3 separate regions of the Mus musculus genome follow, and all the other regions are linked to region 3. The links are chromatin loops, found by intact Hi-C in ENCODE. Cell type or tissue: heart. All regions are shown on one strand.

What was found. A loop is a pair of places that touch in the nucleus more often than their neighbours do. Peaks named below come from ENCODE experiments on the same cell type or tissue, not always from the same donor. Only the 100,000 strongest peaks of a DNase experiment are listed, where the experiment ranks them.
Region 1: it touches region 3 in a loop (4-fold over the local background); 20 of 42 quality-filtered maps call a loop at or near these places.
Region 2: it touches region 3 in a loop (2.9-fold over the local background); 8 of 42 quality-filtered maps call a loop at or near these places.

Annotation. Positions count from the first base shown.
Region 1 is chr11:100,625,174-100,630,173 of GRCm38, reverse strand. Nkiras2 (NFKB inhibitor interacting Ras-like protein 2) reads right to left here. Exons shown (of 4, transcript NM_028024.2): 3 at 4,990-5,000; 4 at 2,572-4,180. The coding sequence ends at 3,941. It overlaps Zfp385c (zinc finger protein 385C), which reads left to right. Exons shown (of 9, transcript NM_001373887.1): 7 at 87-283; 8 at 526-636; 9 at 1,106-2,631. The coding sequence ends at 1,342. Among named protein-coding and RNA genes, the nearest start is that of Nkiras2, 4.7 kb to the right of the region's middle. In heart, a CTCF peak has its summit at 3,097 (motif pointing left); DNase peaks (open chromatin) are centred at 882, 3,373 and 3,833; H3K27me3 peaks cover 447 bases.
Region 2 is chr11:100,759,315-100,764,314 of GRCm38, reverse strand. It overlaps Kcnh4 (potassium voltage-gated channel, subfamily H (eag-related), member 4), which reads left to right and starts at 4,537. Exons shown (of 17, transcript NM_001081194.2): 1 at 4,537-4,785. The coding sequence starts at 4,710. It overlaps Hcrt (hypocretin), which reads left to right and starts at 1,384. Exons shown (of 2, transcript NM_010410.2): 1 at 1,384-1,494; 2 at 2,150-2,622. The coding sequence starts at 1,474. The coding sequence ends at 2,521. In heart, a CTCF peak has its summit at 2,404 (motif pointing left); DNase peaks (open chromatin) are centred at 2,404 and 4,254; H3K4me3 peaks cover 1,721 bases; H3K27ac peaks cover 466 bases; H3K27me3 peaks cover 3,670 bases.
Region 3 is chr11:100,568,165-100,573,164 of GRCm38, reverse strand. Ttc25 (tetratricopeptide repeat domain 25) reads right to left here. Exons shown (of 12, transcript NM_028918.3): 11 at 3,225-3,309; 12 at 599-1,725. The coding sequence ends at 1,373. Among named protein-coding and RNA genes, the nearest start is that of Cnp, 4.3 kb to the left of the region's middle. In heart, CTCF peaks have their summits at 634 and 2,553 (motif pointing left); DNase peaks (open chromatin) are centred at 1,814 and 2,304; H3K4me3 peaks cover 1,686 bases; H3K27ac peaks cover 452 bases; H3K27me3 peaks cover 1,309 bases.

The sequences.
Region 1 (5,000 bases), 57 kb before region 3:
TGTGTGTGCGGAGGGGTAGCCAAGCTAACCTAGTTTGATGCTATGGCCTCCCTTCCGTACTGAGAGACCGTTTTCTTTCCTTCCAGGAGCTAAGCACAGATGGATGGTGGAAGGTCATCAAGGGGCTCCCCGAAGGGGCCGGGGCCGTCCTGTGTCCCGAGGAGGGACTGGACACAAGACCAAGAGAGTGATAGGAAATCGTGGGGGCCGGCAGGGACCCAGCCCTCCTTTCCATTGTGCCCTCTGTCAGCTCCATGTCAATTCAGAGACCCAGCTCAAGCAGGTAGGAGAAGGGAGACCAGGATAGGATGGGTATCAGAGCAAGGGAGGAGGCATTGATGCCCACTGAGGGATGGATGTGGCTAGGCTGTCCAGGACTGTCCCACGCCTGAGAGCCCCTTGTGTGTGTGTTGAACGTACGAACTATGGATAAGAGGAAGTCTGAGATAGTCTGACAATAGAATAGTTTGGGTTCTGTGGGCTTCCTCATCTCATTCTCTGTCTGTCTGTCTGTCTGTCTGTCAGCACATGAGCAGCCGGAGGCACAAAGACCGGCTGGCTGGGAAGCCCCCCAAGTCCTCCAGCCAGCATAACAAGCTGCAGAAGCACACAGCACTGGCTGTGAGTGTTCTCAAGGTACCTGTCTCTAGGAGGACCATGGTCTATATGGGAGAGAGGAGGAGGCAGGGCCAGCTGAAAGGCTTGGGGTGTGGCAAGAGGGAGGCTGCTGGTCCTGCAGCTGCCTGAGCAGGGACAGGGTTAGGGGGTGGAGGTGGGCCATACCCAGAGGAATTTCCTGCGGGTGGGCTGGGCCTAAGGTCATAATATGAAGGGCAAAAGCCAGGGGTGGGTGTGCTTATCCTAGAGACCATCTCTTCCTACCCCTCACAGTGCGGCCCGTCCCGAGGCTGTCCATCTGCTGGGCAGGAAGACAGCTGGCACAGCAAGGCCCCCTGGCATGACTGTTTGGGGGCGGGAGGGAGGAGGTTAGACTTAGAACTCTAAAAGGCACGTCCCCGAGGCAAAAAGGCTCCTGGATGTGTCCCAGGGAGGGGGCGGGCTTCTCTGGTATCAGAGACCCTCTCCATTTCTGTTTTTATTGTAGTCTAAATTGGCCTTGCAGAAGCAACTCACCAAGACGCTGGCAGCCCGCTTCCTGCCTGGTCCGCTGCCCACCACAGCTGCTGCCATCTGTGCCCTGCCAGGGCCCCTGACCCTCCGGCCTGCTGCAACAGCAGCTGCTACCCTCTTCCCAGCTCCTGTCCTGGGCCCAGCTCTGTTTCGTTCTCCAGCAGGAGCTGTCCGCCCTGCTGCAGGACCCATCCTTTTTGCTCCCTATTAGTGGACTCAGAATGGCCACATCCTATCTCTTCCAGTCAGACACTTGTCTCCACATCCCACAGAGACTGCCTTTTGCAGTTTCCGGGTTCCCACCCAACCTGGGTAGCTGCCCTTCACTCAGACTGGGGTTCTCCAGTCCCCTGGCTCTGAGGACCACCACTACCCTCCTTTCCTGGGCCAGCCCTAGGCTGCCCTGCATCTATGATTTAACAAATCCCAAAGATCTATGCAAAAACCACAGCCCCAGTCTCATGGTGCTCTCATACCCAGACCCCAACTAGAGACGTACACAGAGCTGACAGCATTTTAGCTCCCAAGGGCCAGCCTCTCCTGCCATGTTCTAGAGCGGTCTGGACAATCACTAGAGACAGGGATCTCAAACTGAAGTGGGCTGGAACCTATCAGGCATATTTACCATGGGGTAGCCAGGTATGGTGGTGCATTCCTGCAATCCTAGGGCCTGGATTACGAGTTCAAAGTCAGTTTGAGCCATATAGCTAGACACTGTCTCAAACACCAAAACAACCACAAGTAGACTACAGGGTATGTATGGCAAAGGGCCATAGAGATAAGAGGCCCCAAAGTTCTTAAAAAATGTACTGTGAAAGTGAGGCAGAGTTGAGATGACGCGCCATCTGCTCGTGGGGGTGGGGCTTGAAGGGAAAAGTGGTGTTCAGGCTGGGCCTGACTGTGTCATCCTGGCTGGTCTGGGACTGTATGCTCAGGCTGGCAAACTCAAAAAATCTACCTGCCTCTGCCTCTTAAGTAACGGAACTAAAGGCACACACCACCCTGCCTGGTCTGGCTTTGACACAATAGCCCTGGCTGTCCTGGAACTCACTTTGTAGACCAGGCTGGCCTCGAACTCAGAAATCTGCCTGCCTCTGCCTCCCGAGTGCTGGGACTAAAGGCGTGCACCACCACACCCGGCACTACAGCTCTTCTTATCTTAGCCTTTCAGTGGTTTCTCTTGAACCCCAACTCTAAAGGGGCTCTGGGTCTCCCTCAGCCTAGGGACTCTCCATTCCACACTGGGTCTGGCCATCCCAAGTGTGGCGTTTCGGGCTGGTACATGGTCCAGTAAACCCTCAAGATCAACTTTCATGTCACCAAAGCCAGTGCCATTCCCCCATTCGACATGGGATTTCACCAGGATCCACCTATATCCCCCTTTTTTTGAAAGATATTTCCAATGGGACAAGAAAAGGGGTAGGGGACGGGAAACTTTTTGATAATAGCAGTTGTGGTTTTATTGTGTCCAACACATCAATAAATGAACTTCAAGCCTGAGCCTGTAGGTGCCCAGACTCTCCTTGCCCAGGCCTGGGCACCAGCCCCCCCTCGCCTGTTCTAGGAGGAGGAGAGGGTATTGGAGGTGGCCTGGCCATAGTGTTTAACCCGTGTGAGGTGTGCACATCAGAAGCACGGAGTGGGCACCGCAGGTTGTGGGTGATAAGCTCACTTGATAGCACAAGCCTCTGATGGAAGGCTTGTCAGCTCCTGGGAAGCTGCTACTGGGCTGCCTGGTTCTCTTCAGGCATCTGAGGTAAGAAAGAAGGGCTGGGGGCGCGGCTTATCCCACCTTCACCAGAGCAGCAGGTGCATAAATACAGAGAGAGTATAAATATAAAGTCCAGCTACTAGCCAAAACCAACCAGGAGGGATGGACACTACCCTGTTGGGCAGGTTAATAGACAGCCGCTCGCTCGCAGCACTGAGCAGAGTGCACCCCTGCCCCCTGGTGGTTAAGAGAGGCCGTCCAGCCTCCAGGGCCGGTAGGTGTAGCACCTTAAAGAGGGTGGAGCAGGGGCAGAAGACACACAGGAGGCCCAAGCCACCAGCTTTAGAAAAGTCACAGCGCTACCCGTGGCTCTAGGTGACATCCAAGCTTCTGTCAACTCACATACGAGAAGACTGACGCTCAGGGGAGAAGAGTCTTGCTAAGTCTCAGGGCATGTGACAGCCCAGTCATCACTCCACTCTACCTCAGCCAATAAGACCTCTGCTCCTGGAACAGGAAGAGGAAGTGAAACAACTGGGAGATGGGTAGAGGTCAAACAGGAAATGCCACTCCCAGGAGCCTGACTTTACCAGGCCTTGAACAGGCCAGAGGAAAGGTCAGGGTGGAGGATGAGGAACCAACCCTAAGCCAGCTCGCACAAATGTATGCTTACAGTACCTAGTCTTTTGTTTTAAGGCTGGTACTGTGTGTATGTTAGTGGCAGGAAATTCAGAGTTGGGATCCCTGATAGGAGGCAGATCCTGGACTGGGCGCGTTGGCATGACGGCCCTGCTTCCTGCACCAGGCAGATGGAAGGGACACTAACCCATAAGTGTCTAGGTGACAGTGGAGAAAATATGGTCAGCTGGGGGAGGGGTGGGAACTATTATGGAAGGTCAAGGGAGGGCCAACAATCAAGTTCACTTGCACTTCTTGGAGTTAAGAGAGGACAAAGGTGGCACTGGCCTGGGCCAGCCCAGCTTCCTGTCCTAGAGGGTCACTCCCCTACCGACTGGGAAGAACAGCTTGCTTATGCACCCTGTGCTCGCCACCCATCCCGGAATGGGCTTGGAATGGTGAAGCAAGAAGGGCAGCTATTCAGCCATCCAAGGAGCCGCTGCCCTTGTTCTTGCGGCTGAGGGGGAAGGCAGACTTGCTCTGCGGCTGGGTCATCTTGCTGGCCAGGTAGATGAAAGGCTCTAGGAGGGAGCGTCGGTCAGCCACCGACACCTCCCATAGCTTCACCTTCTCGGACTTGGCCCAGTGCTGGGCCACGTCAGGGTCTACGCGACGCTGCTCCTGCAGGTCACACTTGTTGCCAAGGACCACGATGGTGACCTGGAGAGGACAGATGAGAACAGGGACTGTCGGCATGCAGTGGCTCAGGACCAGGTGTAGCCATCAGCTGTTTCTGGCCAACAGCTGGGGAGGATGCAGTTCCCAGAGGACTTCTGGAGGACTAGCAAGAACACAGAGCCCCAGAGAAGGAAAACTAGACCGCGCTTCATGTGCTAGGAGGGAACCTAGTAAACCAAGAAGAAGACTCAGCGATTGAGCTCTCCTATCATGTGGCCCACTACCTCTTGTGTGGGTTGAAGACCCTCTCCAATGATCTTCCCGGCCTTCTAGCTCCTAAACTACCTCTTGGCAAATGCGCACAACTGGGAATCATGCCAGCACCCTGTCTCAGTCAGGGTTTCTATTCCTGCACAAAACATCATGACCAAGAAGCAAGTTGGGGAGGAAAGGGTTGATTCAGCTTGCATTTTCCACATTGCTGTTCATCATCAAAGGAAGTCAGGACTGAAACTCAAGCAGGGCAGGAAGCAGGAGCTGATGCAGAGGCCATGGAGGGATGTTCTTTACTGGCTTGCTTCTCAGCTTGCTTTCTTATAGAACCCAAGACTACTAGCCCAGGGATGGCACCACCCACAAGGGGCCCTCCACTCTTGATCACTAATTGAGAAAATGCCCCACAGCAGGATCTTATGGAGGCATTTCCTCACCTTAAGTGCCTTTCTCTGTGCTAACTCCAGCTGTGTCAAGTTGACACACAAAACCAGCCAGTATACACCCGAAAGCATACCGAGGACCCACGCTCATGCTCTCCTACCACTGGGCTCCCAGCAGAAGTCTAGGACATGTACCTCCTTCTTGT
Region 2 (5,000 bases), 190 kb before region 3:
CCAGTGCCTACCTGGTGGCTCACAACTCTCTATAACTCCAGTTCCAGGGGTTCCAAAACCCTCCTTTGGTAGTCACAGGCACCAGGCACATGTGCAGTATAGATCCCTCCACACTGGTAAGCACTCATACATATAAATCTAAAAATAAGAAAATTTAAGAAAATAGGTGGGCTGGGCGTGGTGGCGCATGCCTTTAATCCCAGCACTTGGGAGGCAGAGGCAGGTGGATTTCTGAGTTCGAGGCCAGCCTGGTCTACAGAGTGAGTTCCAGGACAGCCAGGGCTACACAGAGAAACCCTGTCTCGAAAAATCAAAAAAAAAAAAAGAAAAGAAAAGAAAATAGGTAGACACACAACTGTCCCTGCACCCATGCAGGACTGATCTACATCAAGGGCTTCTTTCTTCCTTTCTTTCTTTCTTTCTTTCTTTCTTTCTTTCTTTCTTTCTTTCTTTCTTTTTTTCTTTTGGGTTTTTTTTTTTGGGGGGGCAGGGTTTCTCTGTGTAGCTCTGGCTGTCCTGGAACTCACTCTGTAGACCAGGCTGGCCTCAAACTCAGAAATCCACCTGCCTCTGCCTCCCAAGTGCTGGGATTAAAGGCGTGCACCACCACTGCCCGGCTTTATCAAGGGCTTCTTAAAAGGACCCTGAAGGTGAACCCTGGCCTGGAAGTGGCTTGAGTCCTTGACCACCCACACCCTGTTCCATGGTGGCTCAATCCTGGAGATGGCAGAGTAAGACTACCCTCTTCTCTACTGGCCCAGGAGATGTCTACCCTTCATCAGCTTCTGAACTCCAGGCTTGGCTGCTCTCTCACCCGTGGCCCACAGTAAGTCTCCAGGACTTTCCATGGAGGAGTTTGGTGAAAGGGACAGAAGAAAAGGAGAGCTGGGGGGTGGGGTAGGGGTTGGGGAGTAGGGTGTCAAAAGCTGTTTCCATGGAGGAAAAGGCCCTGGAACCTGATGGACCACAGAGTCAGTGGGGGTGAGAGGGTATGCCACCCAGGTACCCTCCCTACCTTCAACATACCATAGACAGTAATTCTCAGACTGCCATTTCTGCCCCTAATTAGCAACTGTCCCCCCCCCCATTGTCTCCTTCCAGTGTCCCAGCCAAGGCCTCTTTTGTGAACTTAGATTCCTGGGTGCAAGGTAACCTCATTAGTACTCGGAAACTGCCCTATCTCCAAGGAACAGGCAGACAGACAAGCTGGGGACCAGGGACAGGGCGGCCATTCTTTGGGTCCAACCTGGAAACGGTTCCCCTGCAAGATGCTAATCTTAGACATGCCTTTGTCTGGTTTAAGGTGGACACACATACTCATGTCTCCCCCGCACACACACCTCAGAGCATTATAAACCCCTGGCCCCTGGAAGCGAGCCACTGAAGACGACGGCCTCAGACTTCTTGGGTATTTGGACCACTGCACTGAAGAGATCATCTCTCCAGATTACTTTCCCCTGAGCTCCAGGCACCATGAACTTTCCTTCTACAAAGGTAAAGAGCCAGAAACAGGGACATAAATCATCAGACTACTGAGGCCATGATAGTGCTTGCCGAGGACTGGGCTCATATGCTCTTTCTAGCGTGTAGCACTGAGAGAGGAGTATGGGTGGGTTCTTGGCAACCTGCCTCCTTGGTTAACACTGGGTACGCCATTGTGTGGGAGCTCACGTTTAATGAGTTCTTGTATTTCCGATGTTCTCTGTGCTTGTCAGTTATGTCTTGCACTCAACAGGGTAGTAGGGATGATTTTATGCCTGGTTTGTAGGTGAGGAAGGGCTATCCCAAGGGGGTGAGAAACTAGATCAAAGCCACAATGTACAGTTTCCCCAGCAAAGGAACAAACCTGCTGTGTGTGGAGGGAAGGGCTAGTAAGTTTGGTGCAGACAGACTTAGAAGCACCTGTCTGTGGGTGGAGAGTCAAGCCTTTAAATATGTTTGCACAGGACAAACTTCTTCTACCCCAGAGAAGCCTATGAAGGTTTCGAAGACGATAAGGCTCAGTTGTGTATTGAAGGATGAATTGACAAAGGAGCCAGCCGCAGGAAACCCAATGACAGCCTAGCAGGATCTATGGCAACAAGAGGTTCAGAGCCAACTGGCTGTGTGGAGTGAAACCCATTTGCACCTTGTCTCTGTCCCCCTTTAGGTTCCCTGGGCCGCCGTGACGCTGCTGCTGCTGCTACTGCTGCCGCCGGCGCTGCTGTCGCTTGGGGTGGACGCACAGCCTCTGCCCGACTGCTGTCGCCAGAAGACGTGTTCCTGCCGTCTCTACGAACTGTTGCACGGAGCTGGCAACCACGCTGCGGGTATCCTGACTCTGGGAAAGCGGCGGCCTGGACCTCCAGGCCTCCAGGGACGGCTGCAGCGCCTCCTTCAGGCCAACGGTAACCACGCAGCTGGCATCCTGACCATGGGCCGCCGCGCAGGCGCAGAGCTAGAGCCACATCCCTGCTCTGGTCGCGGCTGTCCGACCGTAACTACCACCGCTTTAGCACCCCGGGGAGGGTCCGGAGTCTGAACCCATCTTCTATCCTTGTCCTGATCCAAACTTCCCCCTCTGCTCGCCGCTGTCAGTCTCTTGGTAAATGGCAATAAAGACGATTCTCTGTTGGTGTGACTAATCTATGTTTCTGTGTGTCAAGTTCAGGCCTCCAGGGGGCGGGAAAGCATCTTGAGAATTGTGACGAGTCTAGGGCCTGGAAGCAGCTTGTGTTTCTCATTGCAAATACTTATTTGGTCGGGAAGAATCCAGCAAGGAACCTTGCAGTCCTGGGGTGTGTGCTACACATTTGGGAGGGTGGAAATGAGGTACCGATGTGCCCTCATGTTGTTCTACTACCTACTTTATTTATTTAGAAACAGGGTATCCTCGGTTGCCCTGGAAAGATCAGCATGACCTTATACTTAAATGACCCGATCTTACTACCCTCTATTTCCCCGGTGGTGTTGATACTGCAAGTGTGCTCCACCACGCCTCCTTTATGCAAATGCTGGAGGACTGATCCCGGAGCTTCATATATATTAATTAAGCAATCACTCTATCGACTGCTACATCCTCAGCCCCCACTGTTTTATAATAGGGACCTACACAGAGAGGTCCAATACAAGGGCACAGAGTCCACCTGGCAAGGGCTGGATGTAAGGCTGCAGAAGAAGCAAGGCATCTGAGCTTTCATGAGGAGCCTCCCAGAGCATCCATAGTGTGGTCCACTGTACCGTGGTGTGTGAGCAATGCCACACTGGGAAGGAGGTGGGTAAGTTTGTGCAGCCATTGCATAGGAGCAGCAGATGTTACACCTTGTTGTATAGAATGAGAAGTCTGGGGATGGTTTTAAGCAGAGAATGGGCAAAGATTTGTCTCCTGCTCCAGCCAAAGGTGCCTATTGCAGGTTGAAGTGTGCTTCCCCCAAATTCACACGCTGCAATATTAACCCACTCCACCCCACCCCCAGCATTTAGAAAGTGACCTTGCCAATGTTGTCAGCTAAAATGAGACAGGAGCAGAGTATGGTAGACCTGTAATCCAGTATAAGTAGTGTTCTTAAAAAACAACAACAACAACGGGGTGGGGGTGGGGGGATTAGGGTACACAGGGGATTAGGAGAAACAGGAAGAACTCACGTGAACATGGAAATAAAGACCAGGGCAATGTACCCACTAGCTAAGAAATGCCACAGGTCACCAGCCAAGGGAGAAGCTAGGGGAGAGTATGGAAGAAAGAGACTCTTCTTCACAGCCTTCAGAGGAATCCAGCCCTGAGTTGACCTTGAACTCAGATTTCCAGATCCCAAAATCGTTTAAGCCAACATTCGGTGTCCCGTTGCTGTAGCAGTCCTACAACAGTAATGTAAAATCCTAAAGTAGAGACAGCAGGGCCAGCAAGATGGTTCAGTGGACAAAGATCTTGCTGTCAAGACTGAAGAACTGAGTTCCATCCTAGGGACCCACAAAGTGAGAGAACCGACTTCAGAAAGTTGGCCTCTGACCTCCATATCTGCACTACTGGAACAGAAATGTACACACACACACAAATGCAAAAATATATAAATGAAACAACCTTTTAAAAGAAAGAAAGAAAGAAAGAAAGAAAGAAAGAAAGAAAGGAAGGAAGGAAGGAAGGAAGGAAGGAAGGAAGGAAGGAAGAAAGAAAAATATCCCAATTCCAGCAGGAGGCACTGTCAACCAGACACCAGTCGCAGCGTGGGCCGCGCGGGGAAACCCGTGGGGTGGAGCTACTGGAGCAGCCAGGGAACCACGCGTAGGGGCGTGATCACCCTGAAAGAAGGGCGTGGCTACCGTTCCAGTCCCACTTCATCACCTCAAGCCTGGATGGTGGGCGTGTCTCCGAGTCTCTCCCCAAGAGACACGCGTGGGCCGCTCCCCTCTGGGAGGAGGGCCACAGAGGAGGGCTTCGGGTGTCTCTGGCGGCCCCTCCCGGTGCGGAGCCACGTGGTGGGCGCGGGCCGAGCCCTCCGGGGAAAACCTGACCCGTGGGGAGGTGGGGCGGGGTGGGGGTGGCGGCTCTCGAAGTGCTGCGGAGCAGAGCTTAGAACTAACAGGTTCAGAGCACACAGGCAGCGGCGGCGAGAGGAGGGGAGGAGGCAGGCCGGCGCATGGGGCGCCCCGGCCCCGCCGGTAGCGCGCCCCCTCCGGCCAGGCCGCGCTGAACGCAGCCCGCGCAACGCCTCGAATCCGTACCCGGGGCCATGCCGGTCATGAAGGGGTTGCTGGCCCCGCAAAACACCTTTCTGGACACCATCGCCACCCGCTTTGACGGCACGCGTGAGTTGGGCCGGCTGGGTCAAGTCTCCTTGGGACAGGGTGGGTATCTGGATGTGGTGAGATCAGAGGAGAGAGAATGGAGTGCTGGATCTCCTAAAACCGTGGCAAAGAAACGGGGTGCAGAACCCTTGAGAGTGGAGATCAAGACATGAAGCGCCGAGGGTGGAGGGGAAGGTTAGGGGGTGTGACTCAAGGCAAAAGCGGCTCTTTGTGCC
Region 3 (5,000 bases):
GCTCTTAGCCTCTGCGCTATCTCTCCGGCCTCATTTAAAATGTAATTTTAAAAAGACATGATTTAAAATACTTTTATCTAGGGACTGGGACTATAGCTTGGTGTTAGAAGACTTGTCTAGTAGGCACAAGTTCCTGGACTTGACCTGGGGATAAGTTTGGGGACCAAAGTCATTCTGCCTTTGAATTGCCTCTCACTTGACTGGAATCCTGGCTTCATCCAGCCTAAGTCATCTTTATCCCTGCTTCTGGACCACATGGCAAAGGCCTTGCATGATGGTTTGTATATGCTTGGCCCAGGGTGTGGCACCATTAGGAGGTGTGACTCTGTTGGAGAAAGTGTGTCACTGTGGACATGGGCTTTAAGACCCTCATTCTAGCTTCCTGGAAGTCAGTCTTCTCATAGCAGCCTTCAGATGAAGATATAGAACTCTCAGGTCCTCCAGCCTGCCTGGATTCTGCCACAATCCCACCTTAATAATAATCGTCTGAACCTGTAAACCACCATCCCCAATTAAATGTTGTCTAAGAGTTGCCTTGGTCACGGTGTCTGTTCACAGTAGTTAAAACCCTAAGATGGCCTGATCTTTTTTTTTTCCAGATTTATTTATTTATTTTATGTGTATGAGAACACTGTTGCTGTTTTCAGATCCACTAGAAGAGGGCATCAGATCCCATTACAGACAGTTGTGAGCCACCACATGGTTGCTGGGAATTGAACTCAGGACTGCTGTTAACCACTGAGCCATCTCTCCAGCCCAGGCTGATCCTTTTGAGGCCAGATGTTTATTCGCTAACTCTAGGAAGTCACAGCCTTCTCAGTGGGATTTCTGTGCTGTTCTAGAACATAATATTCCCAGGGCAGCTTAAGGCTGCACAGAGGAGGCCGCACATTCTGGGACTCTTCTCCCAGACAGTCTGCCGGTAGACACAGCTTTTACTCCAATCTACTCTGAAGGCCTACAGGCTTTATAAGATGGATGATGTCAGCAGAGCTGGGGTTTCTGTATATCTCCACCCCACTCCCAAGCCTTGTACATCCTGGGGAAACTGAGTCAACGGTTCTCGGGGCTTTCCTTTCCTGTTCTTTCAGGGTTCTGCGCTCTCAGACACTCACCTGCTTCTCCACCCACCCTGCTCATCTCTTCCATTGGTCCCTACTGAGAACGAGGGGTGGGAGGCAGCACAGTGTCACTCAAGATCTATAAAAGTTAAAGGCGCATATTTAATGGAGAAACGGGGGCGGGGGGTCTGTAGGAGTGAGTCTCCCAGTGTTTCCTCTCCAAAACACCTGGGAACACTGTCCGCCTGAACCTCGGAGCCTACTGAGCGGTCTTCATCCCTTCTCTGTTGTTAAGTAGCCTGGGCTTTAGATTATTCCTCTTTTGTCTTCTCCAACTTTTGGACCTCCCCTTTGGCTGCTTCTGCTTGTTTCTTCTCTTGTTTTTGGCTGCCGTCCTCTGAGGGTAGGTGGCTGGAGTAGTCCGAGAGCCTTCTGTAGATTTCTCTGGACTCTCTCCTAATCCCTAGGTTTGACGAGTGACCGTCTCCCAACAGTTTTTTGCTGAGTCCTCCCGAGCTTTTCCTGTCTTGCTCGTCATCCGTGGCTTCTCTCTCACTTTCCTGGTCCCTCTCCCACTGCTTCACCACCCTCTCCTGCTCCTCTCGCCCTCGCAGCGGCTCCTTCTCAGATGCTCCCTGCAAATCCATCTGTGACATGATGTCCTCTGAAAAACAGAACGGGGTGGGTGCAGGGTGAAACGCGCGGCCCATGCAAAGACCTGAGGGTGGCCTCGGTCACATGGTGTCACATGTCACACTCTTTCCAAGGGAGGGAGCCAATCATTGCTCGGGTCCCGGAGAGGCTCTGCTGTGCCATCGGGTGAGATGCCACCGCATATGTCACACCGCTGGATTACCACGCAATTGCAAGGGAGCCCGATACTGGCACAAAGGAGAACTCACCACAGTCCAAGAAAGACCGAAACCAGAATTAGAACCCTGGACGGCCTGACCCAAGAACACAGGCTTCTTTCCCTACAGGAAATGGCACTGGTGCTTTACTCTTTGCTCCATGCCCTGTGAGCAGCCACTGCTCTGGTACTGTCACACTGTATCAGACCCTCCCACAATGGTACTGTCACACTGTATCAGATCTTCCCACAACCCTGCCTCCCACTGCTGTGATGCAAAAGACATCCTTCCTTCCTGGACAAAAATGGCATAGGTGTTGACAGGGGACACGGGGTCTTTTTTTTTTTTCTCCCCCCCCACTGGCCCCATCCTGCCACCATTGTGTTTGTCCCTGGGGAGCAGTCAGTGTCCAGTTCTTTTGTAAACATGTGAGCAGGCTGTGAGTAAGAGGGGCTGCTGGAGAGCCGCCGTCTTAATGATTCTTGCTCCTTGGCTGATAAATACAGAAAAGTCACCATCGCATCCTGGGTATCCTTCATGCTCTTCTTCCTGGAAGCCGCTCATGGCGAAGTCAGTGGAAAAGGGGCTCAGCCATCCCAAGGTAAAAAGATAGACAACAGTGCCCTCTTCTGTTCAGAGAAGGAAGTGCCCCCATGAGAAGGCATGAGGTCTTTCCTCTGCCTGTGGCTGGCCCAGAGGAGAAGTTGCTTTTCTGCCCACCCCCCACTCCCCAGCCCCTATCCATCACTCCAGTGGCTTTTTAACTGCTCCATGCAATCTCCAAACAGAGGACTGACCTCTCTTTGAGGGAATCAGCTACCACGAGGCAGGCACTGGAGAGATGGTGCAATGGATGGATGACCCTGAGTCCTGAGCCCTGAGAACTGGAGGCAAACACCTGTAAACCCAGGACTTGGTGGGGAGAGACTAGAGGAACGTCAGGAAGTGATGGCCATTCCCTGCTACAGAGTAATGGTCCTGTGGGCTGTGGGCCCTGCAGAGAAGAGTCCCTGGTCTGTCTGAGAATCTAACACCTACCTGGCACACTGCAAGTGATAAAAATGGTAAATACCCCACGAATAACCTGAAGACAGAATGGAAGAAGGAAGAACGAAGTTACAGGGCAGCTGGGCTGGGGGCAAAGCCAGGCCATCCCCGTCCTGATCCAGGAAGAGATTCAGCTGCTGTTGGCAACTGCGTGAGTGAGCATACTCAGAGGGCAATGCCAACCTGGCCTTGGGAGTGACTGGTGAGTGAGGCAGGATAACTGGCAGAGAAGGGTGGGGGAGGGACGGAAGGGGTAGTGACTCACGTCTCTCTGCCTTTTCCCTGAGTATCTCCCTGTAGTTCGTTTTCTTAAGTTCTTCGATGATGCCCTTGTTGGCATCGTCCAAGGCCTGTGGAAGTCAGAGGAGCTGGTGAACACTTTCTTTTTTTTTTTTTTTTTGGAGACAGGCTATTGCTCTCTATCCCAGGCTGGCCTCAAATTCCTGCCTCTACTTGCTACATGCTGGGATTACATGCGCCACCTGGTTGCTTTTTGTTTTGAAACAGGGTCTCTTGGGCTGGGGAGATGAGTCAGCAGTTAAGAGCACTGACTGCTCTTCTGAAGATCCTGAGTTCAAATCCTAGCAACCACATGGTGGCTCACAACCACCCATAATGAGATCTGACGCCCTCTTCTGGTGTGTCTGAAGACAGCTACCGTGTATTTATGTATAGTAATAAATAAATCTTTTTTTTTTTTAAATTGAAACAGGGACTCATTAAGTATGTCGGTCCGAGCTGCAGCTTCTGCCTCTGATGGGATTATAAGCATGTCCCCACACCCTGCTTTCTGTGAGGTCTTGAAGAGCCTCCATCTTTGTCAGTCATCTCAGAGGCTGGCACTGAGCTCTAGGATACTGAGGCTTTAGGATATGTGTAACTGGATGCCTGGTGGACAACATGGTTCTGGGGCCTGCCCAGTTGGGTTTCATATCTAGAAATGGTAACGCAAGAGGCAGGGGTAGGTGGAGGGGTCTCAGACCTGGTCCCACAAGGAGCCACGGAGGATCAATTAATGAAGTCAATGCCCAGCCTTCAGGGTAACCTCAGCGCTGCCTCTCGGAGAGCCCCAAGCCCTGCCTCCCAGGAGACCAGGGCTCTCGCTCCCACTCTCCTTGGTCACAGACAAGGGCTTATGCTTTTGCCTTGGTTTTTGTGCGGACACTAAACTTCACATGGGGCCAGGATCACAGCCAGACAGGCATGGGCTCAGCCCACCTTACCACAATAACTGCAAGGTAAATACTTGTGCTCTCCATGGGTGGTCATGTGGGAGAGGATCAAGTCAGAGGGGCCACAAGCGAGACTCGTGGAGCACACACGTGGCAGGGCTGGAGTGAAGGTGGGCATTCTGAGGTGTGTGTCACGGGGACTGTCCCTCAACGAGAACTGGGCAGCGATATGTCAGGCCTAAGCTACCCTGAGAAATACAGAAGAAGCAGGGGTGTTCACTGGGGGTCTCTTGGGAGGGATTTTTCTACTGCGATATGAAAGTATTGGCCTCACCACATCATAAACTTTCCTCCCAAAAGGTCTCTTCTCTGGCACCCCCTGTCCCTCCAGCACAGCTCTCTGCCCCCACCCTGTGCCCCGCTATTCCAGACCAATCCTGCTTGTCCTCCAAAGCTCAGCCTGAGGCCTATCTCCTATTGGGTGCATCCTCGGGGTGTCACTGACAAGGTGACCTGCTCCTTTCTCAAGCTCCTGCTGCTACCCGTGTCTCCAGTCTGGCCCCCTTGGCCATGCCAGTGCTGCTGAGTTGTGTGCTCTGGCCTCTCAGCAGGGGCCTGCTTCAGAGGAGAGGCACCCCCATCAAAACCCACTCTAGCAGATGATTATACTGGGGGGATGCCTGTACCTGTGTGCCTCCAGAACTTCCCTGTGAAAAGCGCCTGAGGAACCTGGTGGTCAAGAAGAGGTAGGTGGGGGACCCCTGAAGAGGGCTTTATGGGACTTGGCTGAGGTCCACCTGGAACAGTATCTTTGGGAGGAGACAGGTGGGGGCGGGGCTGGACAAGCCTGAGCTACCTCCTGGCTTTGC